Regions from separate parts of the Homo sapiens genome. Here region 2 is linked to region 1. The links are chromatin loops, found by intact Hi-C in ENCODE. Cell type or tissue: gastrocnemius medialis. All regions are shown on one strand.

Region 1 (8,000 bases):
GGTTCAAGCAATTTTCCTGCCTCAGCCTCCCAAGTAGCTGGGATTACAGGTGCCCGCCACCATGCCCAGCTAATTTTTGTATTTTTAGTAGAGACGGGGTTTCACCACATTGGCCAGGCTGGTCTTGAACTCCTGACCTCAGGTGATCCACCCACCTCGGCCTCTCAAAGTGCTGGGCCTACAGCCATGAGCCACCATGCCCAGCCAAGAAATGCATTTCTAATAAGAGTTTAAGCTGGTAGAGATTTTAGGGGTTGGAGACTCACCCAAGGCCCCTTATAAGCTCACATTGTCTGCTCTCTTGGTCAGAAAGGTCCTGGAAGCCCTGGTGGATTTGGCTTTAGTATATGCACCAAGTTATACCCTGAGCAAGATAAGTACAAGGTAGGACTCTAATGAGGGGGCAAAGATTCACTTCCTTTGATTTTTTCTTTCTTTCTTTTCTTTTCTTTTCTTTTCTTTCTTTCTTTCTTTCTTTCTTTCTCTTTCTTTTTTCTTTCTTTCTTTCTCTTTCTTTCTTTTTTCTTTCTCTCTTTCTTTCTCTCTTTCTTTCTTTCTTTTTCTTTCTTTCTTTTTTCTTCACATAGGGCAGAGTCTTTTCCTTAGACACAAACCAAGCTCATTGAATTGCATCAGACAAAAACCATATATTTTAACCTGAATAATAGGAACAGTTATGGCTATAATCTTGTCCTATAATTATTATTATTTTTTCTGATGGCTAAGGTTAGACCTGCTCAGTAGTGCTCAGTAGTGAAAACAGGAAGTTGTTTTGTGAAATTTTTATTATCACAGACTTAAACTCCAAACAACTCAGACCAAAAGATAAACTGCTGTCCTGAAATTGCTCAAGCCATTGCCCAAATGTCCACTTCCCTTTGAGCTTTATAGAGATGGCCGAAAAATACTTTAGCATTGGTAGGCACTAGGGGTTCTGATGAGTACTTATAAGGATCACAATTTGCTAGGCTGCCATTCTGCTTTGGGATGAAATGGTAATCAATTTTAGAGCCTAAGACATTTTACAACTTAACTGACAAACCAAAAGCAATTTTCAGTTTTTCACCAGGATCTGGGGACTAGAATTCCCTACCACACTATTAAACATTTCTTGGCAGCGGCTCGTGGGATGTGCCTGTCAGCTCTTGGCAGAAGCTATAATAGAATCGTCCTTCTTCCCTCTATCACTCTAGCAATTCACAGTCGATTTACAGTACTTTCTGGGAAAGGCAATTCTCAGTCCTAAGGGACATCAAAATGAAAAGCACACCAAATGAAGTGTTTAATTTCATCAACCCGAGGATTAAGTAAAAAGTCATTTTCTCCTTTAGGCTCATAATAGAAAAATAGCCTTCTGTTAGAGAGACTTAATTATGTGAGCACTTATAAAATAAATTCCTGTCATAGATTATGTGTCATTTAAAATTGTAACAGAGAAAAGTGTTTAAATGTAAACTTGGTTGTTGATGAAAAGAGTCAAACTGTAAAATATTTTAAGAGACTTATTCTGAGCCAAATATGAGGGAGCATGGCCTATGACACAGCCCTCAGGAGGTCCTGAGTACACGTGCCCAAGGTGGTCGGGGTACAGCTTGGTTTTATATATTTTAGGGAGATTGAGACATCAATCAAATACATTTAAGAAATACATTGGTTTCATTCAGAAAGGTGGGACCACTCAAAGTGGGAGCTTCCAGGCTATAGGTAAATTTAAACTTTTTCTGGTTGACAATTGGTTGAGTTTATCTGAAGACATCGGATCAATAGAAAGAAAATGTTCAGGTTAAAGGATTGTGGAGACCAAGTTTTATTGTGCAGAGGAAGCTCTCAGATAGCAGACTTCAGAGAGAGCAGGTTGTAAAATGTTTCTTATCAGACTTAAAAGGGTCCCTGGCTCTTAGTTGATTTTCTCCTGGATCTGGGAAGGGAAGAAGGAAAACAAAGGGGAAAGGGGCTTCTCTATAGAATGTGGATTGTTCCCACAAGAGACTTTGCAGGGCAATTTCAAGATATGGCAAGGAAATATATTTTGGGGTTAAATATTTTGATCTTATTCCTTGTCTCATAGTGTTATGCCAGAGTCAGACTGGAAAGTAAGCCACGATATGCAGGGTTAAATAACACCCGTCTGATGAGAATTTACGGTTTGCAGGGCATAACTCCCCAGGCCCCTTAGGTAGGAATTTGGGCAAGATAAAAAATCAAAGCTTAGTCTTCATGGTCAATTCATCCTTTATGGACTGACATACATTTTTTAAAAAGTAACAAATAGATCCTAAAATATATTTCAAAAGAATAGAAGCTTATTTCTCTTTTAAATGAGTGGACTATGTTTTTTTTTGTTTGTTAATTTTGTTGTTTTTGTTGGTTTTTTTTTGAGATGGAACCTCGCTCTGTTGCCCAGGCTGGAGTGCAGTGGTGTGATCTTTGCTCACTGCAGCCTCCACCTCCTGGGTTCAAGTGATTCTCCTGCCTCAGCTTCTGGAGTAGCTGGGATTACAGGAACATACCACCACCCCCGGCTAATTTTTGTATGGACTATGTTTTAAAGCAGTTTTAGGTTTACAGAAAATTGATTGGAAGGTACAGAGAGTTCTTATATATCCCACTTTGCAGCCTCCCAGGCCCACTCCCCACCTTCCCCTTCTTTATGATTTCCACCACTATTCACATCTTTCATTTGTTACACGGTACATTTATTACAATTGATGAGCTGATATGGACACATTATTATTAACCAAAGTCCATAGTTTACATTAAGATTCACTCTTTGTGTTCTACGTCTACCAGCAAATGTATGACATGCCTCTACCATTACTATCATACAGAATAGTTTTACTGCCCTAAACATCCCTTGTGCTCCAAGTTATCATCTGTCCCTCTCCTCAAACCCCTGGCAACTACTGACCATTTTCTGTCTTCATTGTTTTACCTTTTCCAGAATGTCATATCATTGGAATCATACAGTATATAGCCTTTTCGGACTGGCTTCTTTCACTTAGCAATATGCATGTAAGGTTCATCCGTATATTTTCATGACTTGATGGCTTTTTTTTCATGTCATTGCTGAATAATGTTTCATCATATGGATGTGCCACAGTTTATGTATTCATTCACCTGTTGAAGGATACCATGGTTTCTTTTGGGGATTGGCAATTACGAATAAAGGTGATATAAACATTTGTCTGCAGAGTTTCCTGTGGATATAAGTTTTCAACTCATTTGAGTAAATACCAAAGAGCATGATCGCTCCATCATAGAGTAAGATGTTTAAAATTTTTTAAGACTTGCCAAACTGTCTTCCAAGGTGTCTGGACCATTTTGTATTCCTACCCAGCAGTGAATGAAAGTTCCTTTTGCTCCACCAAATCCTCACCAGCATTTGGTTATGTTAACATTTTGAATTTTAGCCATTCTAATAGGTATATAGTAGTTTCTTATTATTGTTTTATTGATTTTATGCATTTCAAAGTGTATTAAAACATATTTCTACCTCCTGTATCCAAGGTTCTTAACCTTGAGTTGAGAGATGGAATTCAGGACCTTCATGAAGTTGTGTATAAAATTGTGTGTGATTTTCTGGATAATGAGTGGAGCTTATTTTTATCATTAGAATTTAAAAGAGATTTATCACAAAGACAAAGTACCTTTGTTTTAGACCATTTTATTATTATTGTTTTAATTTAAATCACTTTTAACAGTATTGTTTCAATTTAGATTCTGTGCTGTTTGAAAAGTTAGGCCATAGGCAATTGCACTTATAATTATCCAACAGATTTCTGGGGAATCGTTAATGTAACAATCACAATATTAGACACTGGAGATACAGAGCTCAAGAAAATATGATATCTGTTCTTAGGAAATTCATACTCATGTAACTCCTGTTATCAGCCAATAATCAAAGAGGAAGAAGAAAGGCTGCCCTGTCATTCTGATTACTTCTGGGTGCTCAGTCCTGATTGTGCCAGTAGATGTCACTGTAGTGTAGGACAGCTAACCTGATCAGTTAACCTGAAGGCATGGAATTCAGAAATCTCTCTCTTTTTGGTGCATGATGTACATTTTAAAAAAGTAATGTAGATTTTTTTCTTACCGACACAGACACAGAGCTGACATGAGTATAAAATTGTAGTTATTTAAAAATTTAGAGGATATTTTGAAGCCTAACTAAAAATATTTCTGCAAAAGAATATGCATAGCCAACAATATTATAATTTAACATATAATGTTTTAAGCTGGCAATTTGAAACTTCTAAGCTTTCATCATGATTTTAAAGGTAATTGGAGGATTCACATTAAACAAAAAGCCCAACAACAACCATTACTTATATTTGTTAGCATCTGGCATTTCTCTTGTAAAACCCAAAGACAAATTGAATACTTCTAGTAAGAGTGAAAGATTTAAATTTTAGCCTCTATGACATATATGTTATTTCAGAGATTCTTCTATTCTGAAACAAGAAGAATTCTGTACAAGGAAAAGCTGAACTAAAAATCAAAAGTCTTGCTTTAATTTTTAAAGTGCTTATTCATTAATCAAATAAATTATGCTCATACCCAAGATTTTTTTTTCTTTTCTTTTCTTTTTAAACGAGATAGGGCCTTGCTCTGTTGCCGAAGCTGGAGTGCAGTAGTGCAATCATAGTGTTGCAGCCTCAATCTTCTGGGCTCATGCGATCCTCCTACCTCAGCCTCCTCAGTAGCTGGGACTATAGGCACATGCACAGGCACATGTCCAGCTAAATTTTAAAATTTCTGTAGAGATGAAGTTTTACTATGTTGCTCAGGCTGATCTCAAACTCCTGAGCTCAAGCAGTTCTCCCGATTTGGCCTCCTAAAGTGCTGGGATTACAGGTGTGAACCACTATGACCGGCTGAATTTTTTTTGAAATAAAAATTTGAGTAGCAGTTGTATAGACTCAGACTCAATTACATTTAATGTTTTTTTTTTTGTTTTTTTTTTGGCTAGTCTCAAACCATTAAGGACCAATGAGATAAACTAATATACATCATGCTGAGGTGTAGGAGTTTTTCTTTATGCTGAGGAGCTAATATTCTGGATCCAATCACCCAATGAGAATGTCTAGCTTACTTTTTAGCATCCATATCCCAAGGAGGGTTTGTCAATGCAAACTCCTTTTCATATACAAAATCACTCTGAAGAGGTCTTTTGTTTCTAAATGTTCACCAATTAAGTGGGTGGATATTTAAAAGCTGTCTAATTTGTACTGGGAAGGTTGGCATGGGAAGCTCATTTTATGAGCCAGCATTACCTTAATATTGAAACCAGACAAAATAATTACACGTAAAAAAACTACAGACTAATATCCCAAATAAACATAGACCCCAAAATTCTCAAGAAAATATTAGCAAATTAGATGCAGCAATAAATAAAAAGGATAATGCATCATAACTAAGTGGGATTAATTCTAGGAAGGCAAGGTGGCTCAATATTTAAATCTAAATTAACGTAATTCATTATGTCAATAGATAAAAGAAGAAAAATTATAGGATCATCCCAATAGATGCAGAAAAAGCACAACAAAATTCAATATTCTTTCATGATAAAAACTGTAAGAAAATATCCTCAACTTAACAAAGGACATTTATGAAAATCCTATGGCTGACATCATTCTTAATGGTTGTCTTAGTTTGGTCTGTGATATCGTTTGGTGTGTCCCCACCCAAATCAATCTCATCTTCAATTCCCATGTGTTGTGGGAGGGACCCAGTGGGAGGTAATTGAATCATGGGGACAGGTCTTTCTCATGCTGTTCTTGTGATAGCAAGTAGGTCTCATGAGATCTGATGGTATTATAAGGGGGAGTTTCCCTGCACAAGCTGTCTTTTTGCCTGGTACCATCCATGTAAGACGTGACTTGCTCCTTGCCGTCCACCATGATTGTGAGGCCTCCCCAGCCACACGGAACTGTAAGTCCATTAAACCTCTTTTTCTTTCCAGTCTCAGGTATGTCTTTATTAGCAGTGTGAAAATGGACTAATACAGTCTGCTGTGACAGAATACAGATTGAGTAGCTTAAACAATAGACATTTAGTTTTCACAGTCTGGAGTCCGAGAAGTCCAAGATCAAGGTCCCAGCAGATCTGGTGTCTGGCAAAGGCACTCTTCCTTCTTTGCAGATGGCTGTCTTCTCATTGAATTCTCACATGGCCAAGAGAATGGTGAAAGACTAAGTGCTTTCCCCTAAGCTCAAGAATAAGTGAAAATTGTCTACTCTTACCACTGCTATCACCTTACCAGAGGTCATAGACAGGGCAATAAGGAAAGAAAAAGAAAAGACAGAGATTTTAAATGAAGAAATAAAACTGTTGCTATTTATAGATGAGAATCTGTAACATAGGAAATCCCAAAAGAATATACAAAATGGCTACTGGAATTTATAAGGGAGTTTAGCCAGGTTGTGGGATACAAGCTCAATATTCATATATCAGTTGTATTTATATATATTCATAATAAAAAAAGGAAATTAAAATTTAAAAATCACTTTGCAGTAGCACTCAAATTATTAATTACTTAGGTATAAGTCTAACAAAATATGTGCAAACTTTATATGCTGAAAATTAAAATATTGATGATAGAATCACAATCTTTAAAGAAAGAAGTATCTGTGTTCATGGATTGGAAGACTCAATATTGTTAGGGTGCCAGTTATTCCCAAGTTGATTATAGATTCAGTGCAATCCTAATAAAAATTTTAGCAGATTTTTTCTTTTATAGAAGCCAGCAAACAACCGAGCACAGTGGCTCACACCTGTAATCCCAGCACTTTGGGAGGCCAAGGCCGGCAGATCGTGAGGTCAAGAGATCGAGAGAATACTGGCCAACAAGGTGAAACCCCGTCTCTACTAAAAATACAAAAATTAGCCAGGTGTGGTGGCACGTAGCTGTAGTCCCAGCTACTCAGGAGGCTGAGGCAGGAGAATCGCTTGAACTTGGGAGGCGGAGATGGCAGTGAGCCAAGATCACGCAACTGCACACTTCAGCCTGGTGACAGAGAGAGAATCCGTCTAAAAAAAAAAAAAAAAAAAAGAGAAACCAGCAAATATACCCTACGTTTATATGGGAAAGCAAACCGGCAAACATACCCTACATTTATATGGGAAAGCAAAAGATAGTCAAAAATTTTTGCAAAAGAAAAAAGTTGGAAGACTCAACACTGCTAACTAATTTCAAATCTTACAAGCCACAGTAATCAAGCCATTATGGTATTGATCAAAGGATAGAAACAGATGAATGGAGCACACGAGAGCAGGAGTTGTCAAATTATGGCCTCCAGGACTAATCTCACTGGCTGTTTCTGTAAATAATATTTTATTGAAATAAAATAATACTTCATTAAAATACAGCCATGCTCACTTATTTACATGTTGTCTATGGCTGCTGTTGTACTATAACGGTAGAATTGAGTAATTGTGACAGAGACTGTATGGCCTGCAAAGCCTAAAATCTTACTTATCTGTCGCTTTAGAGGAAAAGCTGGTGAACACTTCAAATAGAATCCAGACATAAAACAACATATACATGGTTAATTGAATTTTTTTTTTTTTTGAGACGGAGTTTCACTCTTGTCCAGGCTGGAGTACAGTGGCATGATCTTGGCTCATTGCAGCCTCTGCCTCCCGGGTTTAAGTGATTCTCCTGCGTCACCCTCCTGAGTAGCTGAGATTACAGGTGCATGCCACCATGCTGGCTAATTTTTGTATTTTTAGTAGAGACGGGGTTTCACCGTGTTGGTCAGGCTGGTCTCAAACTCCTGACCTCAGGTGGTCCACCCAACTTGGCCTCCCAAAGTGCTGGGATTACAGGCATGAGCCACCGTGCCCAGGCTGTTAATTGACTTTTGACAAACATACAGAGGTAATTTAATGTAGAAAGGATAGGCTTTTAAAAAATGCTGCTGCAACAATTAAACATATGTGTGTAAAAATACGAACCTCAATGCATACCTCACACTGTGAGGGCCTTTAGGCAGAATTAT
Region 2 (8,000 bases), 74 kb after region 1:
TGCCCTCAAGGAGCTCACAGTAAAGTGAAAATGAATCAAATGTCTTTATTGTAAAAATTTATGCTGTTTAATTTATGCACACATCCACCTATATACTAATCATAACCCATATTAAATTTTGAAATACTAGGATATGAGACATATAAGGAATAATGTATGTTTAGAGTGAGTTAGGAATATCCTGAGACATGGTATCTACTGCAGGATTGGCAATGACTGACTGAAGGAAGTAATTTGGGTGAGAGAGAATAATGACTTAGGAAACAGATATCGCTGAGGAGGGGGTGTGCTCCAGAAGGAAAGGTTTTTATCATTATGATAATGAAATGTTTTTATTCAGATTTCCCTACTCTTTTATTCAAAATCATCTGACTTACTACTGGAGTTTTATCTCTTCCCATTACTCTCTGGTCATGGTGTTTGTTCTGAATAGGTGGTTCTGGCAAGCTGTGACTAGTTGTCTGTATTTTAAATGGCATTAGGAAAATTCGTTTGTTGGTAGTGTGGATATCTTTTTCTCTAGCTCTGAAAAGTCTAAATTTTCCCTTCAATTGGTTAAGTAGAACAGCCTTCTCATGCTCAACCGTCAGAGTATGTAACTCCGGAGTTAATTTGACCCTGTCTCATTCTGTTACCCAGGCTGGAGTGTAATGCTGCAATCATGGCTCTCTGCAGCGTTGACCTCCCAGGCTCAAGCCATCTTCCCACCTTAGCTTCTCGAGTAGCCAAGACTACAGGCATATGCCACCATGCCCAGCTAATTTTGTTTGTTTTTTTGTAGAGACGAGGTCTCACTATATTGCCCAGGCTGGTCTTGAACTCCTGGGGTCAATCAGTCCTCCTGCTTCAGCCTCCCAAAGTGCTAGGATTACAGGCATGAGACACTGCGCCTGGCCTATATTCCCATCTCTAATCCCAAACTATGATCAAAGATGAAGTGTTGATGTTAGTTTATGTCCTTGTTGATAAGAGGATAAAGTATATTTTTTGTTTTATTTTGAATTTTTGTTGAGATATAATTAATATAAGATAAAATTTACTAATTTAAGGTAAACATGTTTACCTTGCCTTGGTTTTTGATATATTCACAGTGTTGTACAACCAATGCCAGCATCTAATTCCAGCACATTTCCATCACCCCAAAAAGAAACTTCATACCTGTTAGTCACTCCTAATCTTCTTCTCCCATCTGCAGTCCTGGCAACAACTAATTTACTTTCTGCATCTATGGATTTGCCTATTCTGGACATTTCATAAAAGTAAAATGTATTTTTTTAAATTTGTTTAGACATTACCAGAAACATCTTTACCAAATTATGCCACAAATTTGAAAGACAAGAGTTCTTTAGTTTCATCTCTCTATAAAGTTATCCAGGAGCCACAAAGTGAGGTAAGTACTTTTATGGTTTATTGTGCTAACAGTATTGACTTGATTGATTTTTAATTTTTTATTGTGAAATAGATATAAAGGGGTAAGAAAATGTATATGTTTAAAGAACAATACTGAAATGAACTCTAGTGTACCATTCCCCAAGCCAAGAAATATAATTTATTACCGTATTCCAGAAGCCATCTCTGAACATTTTCTCTCTTTTTCTCTCTCGCTAGAGGTAGCTTTGAAAAGTCTATGTCACTGCATTTCATTTTATTCATTCAGCAAGTATTTGAGTGCCCATTATGAGCCATCGGCTATGCTAGGCAGTAGAGAATCAAATTGAGTAACACATGGTTTTTATCCTGAAAGAGGAAAGTGGGAGAAAATAAGTAAACACATGGTTTCAAGGCAATCCTTAATCCAGTCTACGGATAAGCACAAGTTTTCCAGGTGGCAAGGTAAAAGAATATTCCATGCAGTGGGGATAGTATACGGAGGCTCAGAAAATGCAAGGCATTTAAAGAATGGCAAATAGTTTAGCCCGGCTAGTGCCTTTCCCAGTCTTTCCTCTTGCCCCACTACCACTCTTTCTTTTTTCAGATGGCTAATTTAGATTTTTTTTTTTTTTTTGAGACAGGGTCTCATTTTGTTGCCCAGGCTGGAGTGCAGTGGTGTGATCATGGCTCACTGCAGCCTTGACCTCCCAGGTTCAAGCGATCCTCCCACCTCAGCACCCCCAATAGCTGGTACTTCAGTCGTGCACCATCACACCTGGCCAATTTTTGTGTTTTTGGTGGAGATGGGATTTCACCATGTTGCCCAGGCTGGTCCCGAACTCCTGGGCTCAAGCAATCCATCCACCTCAGCCTCCCAAAGTGCTGGGATTACAAGCATGAGGCACTGTGCCTCACTAGCTGCCCATTTAGTTTGAAGGTAATAAAATAATCTATATTCCAGATTCTGCTGCTTGTAAATCCTACCATTCATAGTAGAAATAGAAAAAAAATTGGAAATAGGATGAAAAGTAAAAAGGTATGGCATTTGGAAAAAGGTGAATAGGCTAATGCAGTAGTTAACAATAGAGGGTAAGGCTGTGATAGGAGCTGAAGCTAGAAAGCTAGGTTTAGGACATAACCATGGTGGGCCTCAAATTCCATCTTAAGCAGTTTAGACTTTTTTTGCACTGAGGGGTTAGGAAGGTGGCTATGTGGAGGATAGATTGGCAAATGAAAAGATGGGGAATGCAAGAAGACTAGGAAGCTATGACAATAGCCTAGGAGGGAGCTGTTGAGAACCTAAACTTGGGCAGCGTCAGGAGGAGTGGAAAGAGGTATGGTAGAAGAGAGGGATCTGAAGTACATAATTCCTTTTGTACTTGAGTTTGATTGATGGCATGATAGACTCTAACAGCAGATTCAGTGGTAAAGTAACATATCCTGGAGTCCAGTCCAATATGGATCTATGTATCTCTGGGATGAAACTACCAAAATTGAGGGAGGCTCTTCTTTTGAGTAGTTAACCTCTTTTGGAGGGGGTATAGAATATCCCACTCCTACTGGTAATACTATAATGCGTATCATGAATTTTAGGTGCTGAAGGGATTAGGGAGTATATTGACAAGCCAAAAAACTTTAACTGGAATAACTGAATTGAAGAATCATATTTGTCTTGTCTCTTCCTTCTTCCCAAAGCTTCTTAACTTGTATAGAATGCACAGGTAGGCTGTTTTCTTGAAGGATTTTACTTTTTAAATATTGAGTGAAAGCTGTTTTAAGGTTTTCCATGTTTGGTTTAGAATTATATATTTCACCAAATAGGGTAAGTATAGCCATACGCTTTATGTTTTTTAACAAATGTTGTTGATCATTTATTATTTATTATTTTGAGAAGCTTAAAAATTATTCTGTCATGAAGTATGTTTTAACTAGGCTACTTTGGAAAGTGTTTGTAGGATAAATTTATGATTGGCTAGATTAGTTTATAGCATTCCTTTTATTCAGATAACTCTAGTGAATATAGCTCTAATGGTTCAGAGCAGTGTTTCTCAAACTACTAGTGATGATGGACCAGTTTTTTAAAAAAATTATCATCTGTCACAGACAAATATGTGTATCTGAAATACATGACTAACATGAACTCACACCATGTGTGAGGCACCACACAAATTTGATATTCCCTAACTGATGTATACTCTGATAAATCTGCTAATCACTCACTTGGATCTTGTAACAATATTAAGTTGCTATAAAAGTTTATAAATATTTCCTCTCAATTTCTATATTTATATTGTTGGAGATTGATAACAGTTTGTGGATGATCCTCAGGACCACACTTTCCGAAGCATTGGTTCTGGTCTTGCATGTTAGTTTCGTGCTTTTATTCTGGTTCATGTGGTGAAGACTGTGTGTATTCTGTATTCTTAAAAAAACCACTCGCTCTTTCAGATATATTTGGAAGTGCTTCTAAAATATAACAGTGTAATCTACTTTAACATTTTAACCTCCCTTTTGCTGTTTAGAATATTTTGTGTCTAAATTTGAAAATATTCCTAACAAGTTGATATTATTATTTTCCAGAATTTTTGAAATTTGAGATATTGTTTCTGGTATTATTTGAAGTGCAACAAATTTGGCATTTAAACTTCACTAATAGTACTTTTTCATTATTCAGTTTTATTCATTTAATAAATATTTATTAAACGCATTTAATGTGTCAGGAACCACTTAGGAATTATGAGAACAAAATAGACTAAATTCTTGATCTTGTAGATTAAAACTTGTTTTCTAGTTAGTGAGAAGACATTAAACAAATAACTAAACATATAATACTATGTCAGTTAGTGATAAAGCTATAAGGATAAATAAAATGAAGTAAGGGAAATATGTGTTGGGACTGAGGAAGTTGGCGATTGAATCAAGATCCAAACGAATTAGGAGTTGGGGTGGAATCAGGGGCAAGAGCCTTCCAGGAGAGGGAACTGTAGGTGGAAAGGCCCTGCGATATGTGATGTGTTCAAGAAACTTATAAAGAGGCAGTTTATATGGGTACAGTGCAGTTTGCTTAAGCGGCGCTTTTAGTTGACTATAACTTTGAGACAGGCCTATGAGTAGAGGTTGATACTACTTAAGTCTGTTATGAAATCAGCTGTTTTTTGAAAGACCTACATAAAGTCTCCTTGGAGTTCTAGGAGTCGGGAGTCCAGAGAGTGGAGAGGTCCGGTACCAGTAGCTGCTGGTTCCTGAATAGTAGTGTTCTCCAACTTTTCCGTATCTTTTTCTTACCCAATGTTCCTGAGTAATTGTTCAATACAAAAAATTTTGCAAGATTTTCCTTCTAAATTTACCAAAACTTGACTCTTTTCCTGCTTAGTCATTAAAGAACATTTTCCTTACTTAGTCATTAAAGAACATTTTTGAGTCATGTGCCTGTTACCACTAGAAATCTCTCTTAGGATACAGACTTGTTACTTATGAATGAATTGTTGTAAAAATCCATTTGCAGCTTAGTTGTTTCAGAACTCAAAATTTATTTTACAATGGAGAGATGACACATGGTGACTAGGTTCTCATTAAACCCATAAAAGCCCATTTAACACATATAAATATACTTGAGGTACAGTCTCTCTTAATAATACTGTAAAACCTAACCACCATAAATAATATGGTTTCCATGAAAAAAAAAAAACATTAAAAAATGCAACCCAGACACCAGGAACACAGCAGGTTCTAATGCTCCTTTGCTTGCTTCAAATATAGTCAAGTTAGATATGTCAGACACTGTCCGTATTTCCCACACTGTATATCATTTTATTCTTCCTGACATTTTTCAGGTATGTTGGTAAAGAAGTCAAAATACCTGGCTCCAGGTCTGACCCTTGTGAGTCATGTGATTTTGGTCATAGTGGATAGCCTCTTTGTCTTAGTTTCCTTCTGTGGAAAGTGTGGATAATGATATTTTACCCTCCAGTGTTGTGGGAATTTAATGGGTTTATGTATGTGTAAGTACTTTGTAATCTGTGACACACTATGCAGATATTGATATTTATCTGTACTAATTTCAAATGCATAATTTCATCTAATCTTGTTGCAATATATTTCTACCTCCCCTTTGAATCTGTCTTGTTATATTTTCGTATGGCAAAAACTCTAAATTTTGGATTTTAAATGGGTTATAAAGCCTTTTGAGTATGTTTTGATTAAAATTATGTGTTCATACAAACTGTCTTGAATAAAATTTCAAATAAGATTTCATAATTTTGCAATGTTTGTTAGACTATCTCAATTGATTTAGCTTTCTGAGGGATTTAGAGATGAGGGAGGGATGTTATGCCACAATTCAAGATTATTGATGTGGGTCCGCAAAGAAAATTTTGAAAACTCCACCCTGAAAGCTAAATATCCCTAACCAGTCATTCTTTCTTCCAGCCACCTCTATCCCCATTCCAAATTCCTACGCTAAAAACTTTTCTTGCTATCTCTGAATGGCATGACTTTACCTCCTGCCCCTCTGTTTTTCTGTTATCTTTCCATGGCCACAGTGGACATCTGTTGCCCTCTAAAGACCATTTCAAGAGTGGAGAAAGTATTCCTTGTGGAAGATTAACTGTCAGAAGTTAGGTAATTTTTCAATAGGAAAGACTAGTTTGACTTAGTGTTTATTGAAGTATAACTTTTGTTATACCTTTTATAAACAATATTGACTTTAATTATATTCAGTTTACATATTTCACTTACTTGAAATCAAAACATCCACTGTAAATTAGTTTTTGTTCATTACCATTATTGGTTGTAGAAAATCTGTTTAGTATATTTAAATTTGTTGCCTTAGGTGAGGTATAGTTCATTGGATATATATAATAAATAGCCTGATAATTTGCTTGAAAAATCAGTACCTTGTGAACAGTACCTTGTGAATCTCTTAACATATTTGATTATGACTTGTGTGCAATCATTGTATATGCTTTAAGAGAATACTTACCTATAAGAGGGTCTTACCTTGCCTATCTGATTTTTTAAAGCCCATTATAAAGATACAGTCAGCTCTATTAACTGGATAATGTTGAGAGTGTGGTGGGAGAGGAAAAGGTTGTAGATGACTCCAAATTATGTTTAAAATAAAATTACAGCAATATTTAGATTATCCAGGGCCAATTAATCATGGTTACAATAGGGTTCTAGATCCAGGGGAGTCTGTAGTTATTTAGCCCCCCTATGTACCAATCATTCCTGTCAGATGCTGTCAAATTATAAACTCAGGAGGCGGGAGATAGGACAGTAACTACCCAGGATTCCCATTCAATTTCTTCAACCCCATAGTCAATCCTTTATATAGTGGCATGTGTTTTACCAGGAAGAAAGGATATTTTAGGAAGAAACTCCCTACAACTTAGCTATTTTAAGAACTTAAAAAGATATGATTTTTACCAATCTGAGAAAACCTTTTATACTTCATATAGTAGTTCCATTCAAATACAGTCCAGTTCTTGAATTAACATTTTGTCTTTCTTCTAGTTGCTAGAACCTGTCTGTCACCAGCTCTTTGAATTCTATCGCAGTGGAGAGGAGCAGTTGCTTCAATTTACGCTGCAATTTCTCCCAGAACTAATTTGGTGCTACCTTGCAGTCTCAGCCAGCAGAAATGTGCATAGCAGTGGATGCATTGAAGCTCTTCTTCTAGGGGTTTACAATTTGGTTTGTATTTAATGGAGTTAACAAAATCTTTTTTGACAAAATCAAATATATAACCTGTGCAACTGCTTTTCATTTTAATAAAGCTAGTGTTTGTTTTTTCATACACCAAATGACTCATAGCCCATTCTTCCAAATATAACTTTCTGGGGATTGGGAGACATACAAGCGTACATGTAATTATGTAACTTACCTTTATGGATTGATTGAAGGTTGAAAATCAGACCATTTCATTTCTTTTATAGAGATATCTGAAAATATCAGTGTTGCATTTTAAATTTTGTAAACTTAAAGTCCATTGTCTATAAATGATCTGTTTCTGACCTTCACAGAAAGTTTGGGAGAAAAGATTTACTCTAATATTCACCAATCATAGTTGCATAAAATCTAGACTGTCTCCAGAGTGTACAACATTATTTTAACATACGGCTTGCATTACTAATAGAGTTTATATGTTAATTCGTATGGTATTCTAGATACTTAAGTTTTGTACCTTTCAAAATAGAAAAGAAATATAAGGTCATTTTCTTCACATATTTCATATTTAAATGATTACTTCGCTTAGCAAATATAACTTGTTACATGAGTAAGATCAAGGATTATTAAGACACTGTATCTGTATCTCAGCCATCCTGAAAATTTGTTACATATGTTTTTTAAGTGGAAGGATGTACAGTTTAACTACCGGTGTTGATGAATAATAATGGATTATCATGGTTTAAGGTTTTAACTTAAAATTCCTTTCTATTCAGGTCTTTTTCAAAAAAATGTTTTAGACTATTTAAATTTAGTTTGTAAATTTGTGTGTAAGAAAGTATGTATTTTAATATATTTTCTTTCACTTCTATAGGAAATAGTTGACAAACAGGGACATACCAAAGTATTGAGTTTTACGATTCCATCTTTATCCAAACCATCTGTATACCATGAAGTAAGTG

What was found. Peaks named below come from ENCODE experiments on the same cell type or tissue, not always from the same donor. Only the 100,000 strongest peaks of a DNase experiment are listed, where the experiment ranks them.
Region 2: it touches region 1 in a loop (2.2-fold over the local background); 7 of 110 quality-filtered maps call a loop at or near these places.

What each region holds. Positions count from the first base shown.
Region 1 is chr7:23,051,756-23,059,755 of GRCh38, reverse strand. No RefSeq gene overlaps it. Among named protein-coding and RNA genes, the nearest start is that of HYCC1, 42 kb to the right of the region's middle. In gastrocnemius medialis, a CTCF peak has its summit at 3,970 (motif pointing right); a DNase peak (open chromatin) is centred at 3,955.
Region 2 is chr7:22,977,334-22,985,333 of GRCh38, reverse strand. It overlaps HYCC1 (hyccin PI4KA lipid kinase complex subunit 1), which reads left to right. Exons shown (of 11, transcript NM_032581.4): 3 at 1,289-1,390; 4 at 6,886-7,065; 5 at 7,913-7,993. Among named protein-coding and RNA genes, the nearest start is that of HYCC1, 33 kb to the left of the region's middle. In gastrocnemius medialis, no CTCF peak of the experiment used is centred here; a DNase peak (open chromatin) is centred at 4,593.